2 separate regions of the Mus musculus genome follow, and region 1 is linked to region 2. The links are chromatin contacts, found by Hi-C or POLR2A ChIA-PET in ENCODE. All regions are on one chromosome and are shown on one strand. Each heading gives the region's core, a stretch centred on a gene start or an enhancer-like site at or near the end of the contact. The rest is flanking DNA. Distances are from core to core; before and after follow the strand shown. Region 1 holds the start of Peli1 (pellino 1). Region 2 overlaps Gm32293 (a long non-coding RNA gene).

Evidence for each region. Hi-C counts contacts between places; a loop is a spot of excess contacts on that map. ChIA-PET counts read pairs that join two places held with the same protein, here RNA polymerase II (POLR2A).
Region 1: a map of heart shows a loop between it and region 2 (3-fold over the local background). The contact joins the promoter of Peli1 here to the enhancer-like site in region 2. A Hi-C loop is called at or near these places in 3 of 37 maps with a recorded cell type or tissue (gastrocnemius, heart and v-Abl transformed pro-B cells). POLR2A ChIA-PET finds 5 or more read pairs at or near these places in 1 of 5 experiments (Patski).

What each region holds. Positions count from the first base shown.
Region 1 is chr11:21,089,901-21,092,600 of GRCm38, forward strand. Peli1 (pellino 1) reads left to right here and starts at 1,424. Exons shown (of 7, transcript NM_023324.2): 1 at 1,424-1,778.
Region 2 is chr11:20,956,803-20,959,683 of GRCm38, forward strand. The region is part of intron 6 of Gm32293 (a long non-coding RNA gene); the gene reads left to right. Among named protein-coding and RNA genes, the nearest start is that of Gm46273, 41 kb to the left of the region's middle. Within about 2 kb of position 1,554, at least 1 of the 3 ENCODE cell types and tissues checked has a DNase peak (open chromatin) inside an H3K27ac peak, as active enhancers do; it is heart, where a contact is called at or near this core.

The DNA of each region.
Region 1 (2,700 bases), core at 174-2,673, 130 kb after region 2:
CTCTTCCTTGGCAGAGAGAGGGGACAATGAATACAAAGTATGTCTCTTTTATATCTTTACAGCTCTATTTTTGAGGCCCAATAAAGTGCCTGGCACATAGTAAATACCTTTACTTGTTTTTTAGTATTTTATTTAAATATCTACATTAAATATTTTAAATACAGGTGTCTTGCCTGCATATATGTCTATGGGCCAATGAGGCCAGAAGATGGTGTTGGATTCCCTGAAGTTACAGGAGGCTGTGAGTGTCCACATTGGTGCTGGAAAAGAAGCCAGGTCCTTTGGAAGCGTGACCAGTGCTCTTAACTGCTGAGCCCTGCTGAGCCATTCTCTGTCTCCCGTGTACTTGTTTCTTAAATTACTTATTTCTTCATTGATCAAATAATTATGTGGTCTGTGGGCATCCAGGGTTTTTGATCCTAAGACTATTTGAAAATCCTTAGTTTCCCATCTTGAAATAGATGTCTGATTCCTTGGCATTAATGTTTTTTCTTCCAGGTTCTAGGTACTCTATTAAGGGAAACTGAGGCAAATTACCTGTAAACCTTCTGGAGAGCCAGTACTGTGTTTTCTCACACCACCATACATGCATACCTGGTCATTTAGAAAGGGTGTAAGACTTAGCTGAGCACAACATACCCATACCATGTTTCAAGGTGCCGTATGTTGTAATTTGATAGTGAGAAACTTGAATCGGCTAATACATACATTGAACAGTTCTGAACTCTCTCTACTTATCTTTTGAATATATATTTATGGAATCTGGATGTTTGAAGAACTATAGATTTTCAGATGAACAAATTGCAGTACAATGATCCAACAATGCTGTTAATGCTGAACTTGGGTTGGAATTAAATGTAACTAACCGAACAAAGAAATTACAGAATTCTGTTAATGGTCACGCTCCCTACAGTTTTATAACCTAATTGTTAAAACACTAAGAACAAGTAGATTTTTAGTACCTTGGGTAATTCTCTTGAAGGAGGCAAAGGAAGGGGGTATTTATGATTTGCAGAAGAAATCTAAACAACCAAGGAGACTGCCATGTCAAGAGGAAGTTAGATTTCACTGGGCACTTGGAAGTGGTTGGGGGTGGGGTGAAGCAGGAGGGACTGGCTGTGGGCAGGAACCCAATGGCACCAAAGACACAAGACCAGCCTTGTTTAGTCAACTACAGTCCAGAACCTTCAGGCTTAGTGAATGGGTGACTATGGCAACAGTCCCCGCCCCAACCCCCTTGCGCGTGCACAGCGCAGAGCCAGCAGTAGGCTCCTCCACAACAGATACTTTTTTTTTTCTCTCTCGGTAAAGAGAACTACAGTTCCCAAGAGCCCTCTCGGCACCGCCTCGCGATGTGGCCCTGCCCCTTACCCTTATGCCCCGCCCTCCCGCTAGTCCCGGTCCCTCCTTCCCAGTGTGTGTCAGTGACCCAAAGGCGGTTCGAGGCGGAGGGACCGTCGGGGGCGCCGCCGCCGCCTTCTCCAGCGCCAGCAACAGCAGCAGCAGCGGCAGCGACAACAGCAGCAGCGGCAGCAGCGGCCGTGCGGCGCCACCGGATCTGCCTGCAGCCCGGGGAGCTCACCACAAAGCGGGCCCGAGCCTCCCTCTCTAGTCCGCGCTCGGCTCTGCGTTCCACTCGGCCTCGCGGGGCTCGGCGGCTGGCGGGAAGGCGGCGGGCTCCGCTGGTGCCTGCGTTCAACCGGTGCTCGCGCCGCCCCCGCGCCCCGGGTGTCCGTGCGGCGGGCCGAGCTGGCGTTCCGGCCACCAGCAGTCGTCCGGTGAGTGCGGCGCGGGCGGCGAACGGGGGCGCGAGGGCCGGCGGCGCGGAACTTCCTCCGAGCCTTTGCCGGTGGCGGCGCGGCGGCCTGCGCGCCCGCCCGCCCGCGGGGAGGCGGCGGGGAGCAGAGTTTGCGGCGCCGCATCCCGCGCGGAGGGAGGAAGCGCCTTTGTGAGGAGCTGCCCGGAACGCCCTCCCCCACGGCTGGAGCGGGTGCGCGGCGGAGGGGAGCCCCAGCTCGGCGGCCCGGTTCTCGCTCCCGCGGCCAGGCTGCAGGCCGGCGAAGTGGAAGGGGAACAAAGGGGCGGTGGGCTTTTCTTTTGTTTGTGTGAATCTGATAACTTCTCAGCTTCCTTACGTAACACAGAATTCCAAGTTAGTCATTCTTTTTATTGTTATGATTATTGTCATCATCTCTGCGTGCCTCTACGTTTCCTTTCATCTTGGGAATCTCAGAGCATTTTAAAAACACTAATTAATTTCACCTCCCGGCCCTTGCCAAGCCCGTTTCCGTACGTGGGTAAACTGAGGTCCAGAAAGCCCTCAAATTGATGGATACGCTTGATGTACCGCGCTGGTGTCTGAGGCTCCGAAAGCGTTTATGAGTAATAACTCATTCTCCAAATGCCCTGTGGAAAAGTTAAAGATGCTCATTTTACTTACAGGTTAAATGAAGTCTGGAAGAAGTCTAGGTAATTGTTAGGTAGTTGAAACAATAATTCTTTTTAAATAGTATTTGAATCTTAAAACCTCAAAGGACTTTCTGAAAAATGTTCCGAGTGGTGAAGATACTGTAAGTCATCAACTCACTTCGCCATATATTATGTTTATATGTGCAGATCTCTTACAAAGTCAGACAACAATGATGAGGGAGGGGATAGTTTTTACTTAACCTACATTTAACATGTTTAGTCACTACTCAC
Region 2 (2,881 bases), core at 304-2,803:
GAGGAGAGGTGTGGAAGGCTACTGTGTCCACCAAGGACCCTGCAGTCCTGATGGATGGTGGAGGAGTTTGAAGCAGGAGCTGTGTGGACATTTCTGTTTCCCCAAGTTTACATGTCAATGTCTTGATCCACAATACAGTAGTTTCTAGAGGTGGAGCCTTGGGGAGTTCATTAGATTTTATAGTCATAGGATGTGACCCCATGATGAGATGTATGCTCTTTCCGGAAGAGGAAGAGACCAGAGCCCTCTCCACTCTGTTGTTTGAGGACAAGGTGTTAAGGTAGCTGTGAGAAAGCCACATTAGGAATGAATTTTCAGATCTGGAGTGCTGTGTGAAGTCAGTCCCCGGCAGTTAGGCTGCCCAGCCTGCGCTGCGGTGTTATACCTGCTGACTGAGGTCAAAGCTGTCCCCCAGCCAGTCAAATGAAAGGTGGCCCTAGGTAGGGATGGACAGGGCACAGGGTTAGAGGATGGCAGCAAGTCCCCTGGGAAGTGGAAAGGCTGCTGACCAAGGGGCTGGTGAAATGGCTGCTGAGCTGAGAGCTTTGTGAGGTCAGAGGTCACTGTTTAGGATCTAAACCTCACAAGTATAGATCCCTTCAACTGCCCTCAAGAGCCCACATAAGAAGAAAGAAGGCTAACGGAAGAGGACAGAGAGGTTAATGTTGCAGAGAAAAGAGCAAGAGAAGAGCAACTTACATATACAAACATGTGAATATAGCCATGCATACTTATATGATTATATGTGTTTATATGAAGAAACATAATAGATAAATGGATGGATAGATAGATAGATAGATAGATAGGGAAGGATACACATGACTTATTAAAATGGAATAGGGGATATGTGTGTGTGTGTGTGTGTGTGTGTTCATATATGTGTGCTATCAAAGAATGATTTTGGCAAATTAATCTTTACTAGGAAAAAAAAAAAAAACCCAGAAGAAGTAAATATACTTCTTAGGAAGATGATATAGTATTCCAGGTCAGAATGAGCAAGTACTCTTGGGCTCACCTCAGAACTATTCTTAGCACAGGCTCAGGGAGCCAGTGAACTTGGCATGGCCCCTGACAGGGAGCAGGTGAAAGGAGGTAGGTCTGGGCTGCATTTGTAAGGTCATTAAAGAAGTCTTAGCACCATGTTGCCTGCTGTAGAGATCTCACAGCCAGCCAAGGGGACTGCTTCCTAGAAACCTGAGAGAGCTAAGGGCAGGGCCAGGGATGAAGTCAGAATTTCCCTGGGGCACACACCTAAAGCCAGTCTACTGAAGACCTAGAGTGTACTTGGGCGGCTACCCTGGAGTAGCAGACATTTCAGCCCATGCTTAGCCTGGGCGGGCTTTCAGAAGTGGGGATTAAGGCAAACGGTGGTTCTGGAGGTTCAGTGACCTTCCACATAGCCTAGATAAGTGCCTGAGCTCTGCTAGAGGAGCCCCTGGGAGAATGTACCTAGTTCTTTTTAGTCTCTGCAGGCCCAGCCTGAGGCGACAAGGACACAGCAGCTTCTCTGAGAAATACCTTTCACTTTATTTAATTCCCGTTTCCTCTGGGTGAGCAGCCTCGAACTTCAGGAAGCTTCATTTCCTTCCCCTCTTCAAAATGCTCCGGTTTTAAGCCTTTGTTTACATTAGCCAAGGCAAAACCAGTTTCTGGTTACACAGCTGGTGACAGGAAGAAAAGGTGAAAGCCCAAAGCCAGCCCACTAAGGCCAAAGTTGCTAAGAGATCAGATGTTCACATGGGGAGTTAGCAGAATTAACGCCTAACTTCTTGCCCCAGCTTCCTTCAGACTAATACCACTGCCAAGAGATTCCACTATGAGTGAGCAGCCCCAGTCACTCTGCCCCTGCCCCTCCCCCGTCCCTGCCCCTGCCCCTGTCCCTGTCCCTGCCCTTCCCCCCTGCCCCTCTGCTGCCCCTCCGCCTGCCCCTGCTGCCATAGGACTTTTGGTTTTGTTACAAGATGGAGTGGGTCAGTGTGAACGGCTCCTGGAATATGTTTTGCTCTTTCTCCTTTTGTTCAGGTTTGTTGCTCTCTTAGAGTTTTATCAGAATTCAGAAGTGTACATAGAGGAAAACCTAGGTCATGTGGATGCTCCCAAAGGGACTAGAATTTATCTGAAACTCATGTGGGAGGAGCTAACAAAGGAAAACACAGCTCTGTTGGAGGGTGGGAGGAGGTGTGGATGCAGGGACAGGGTGGCAACCTGGGCAGAGAGAAGGAAGAGACCAACATGGCCTTGTGTGCACAGGCGGAGGCAAGCGTTGCAATACCGATGAGTGCCATGTCTGGCAGGTTTGACTCTCATGAGTGACACAGGGTATTCATTACCCATCCCCTTGGCATTTCCTCCAGTTTGACCTATTATTAACATTCATCTGCCCACATTGTTTTCCTGTCTTATTCCAATTAGTAAAAGATGAAATTCTCTTGGCTAAGTGGCACCTTTCTGAGGTGGAGTGTCTTTGGAGTAGGACCCCAAACATAATATCTATATCTGACCAAAGCCATCAGCACATTACAAAGAATTCCAAATGTTCCTGATAAGGGTCTAGTTCTGCTTCCTTCAGGTGTCTTCAGCTCCTGGGCATTAACTGAACATCTACTTATAAATGGGGAGGACACAGATAAATGAAGCAATGGCTTTTGTAGGTTCACAGACCACTAGGAAGGCAACATAAATGCATCTAGCAGTAGCTGCCTCTGTTGAGGGTCACAGCCAATGGTGTGAGCATGAAGTGTCCTTCCCAGACCATTTGTTAAAGCCCATTGGTTATCAGCCAGTGGGCTTTGGGAAATTGATTGGATTCTGAAAGCTCCGATCCAATCAATGGGTTCATCCTTTGATGCATTAATAACTTGATAGTATCAACAGAAGATGG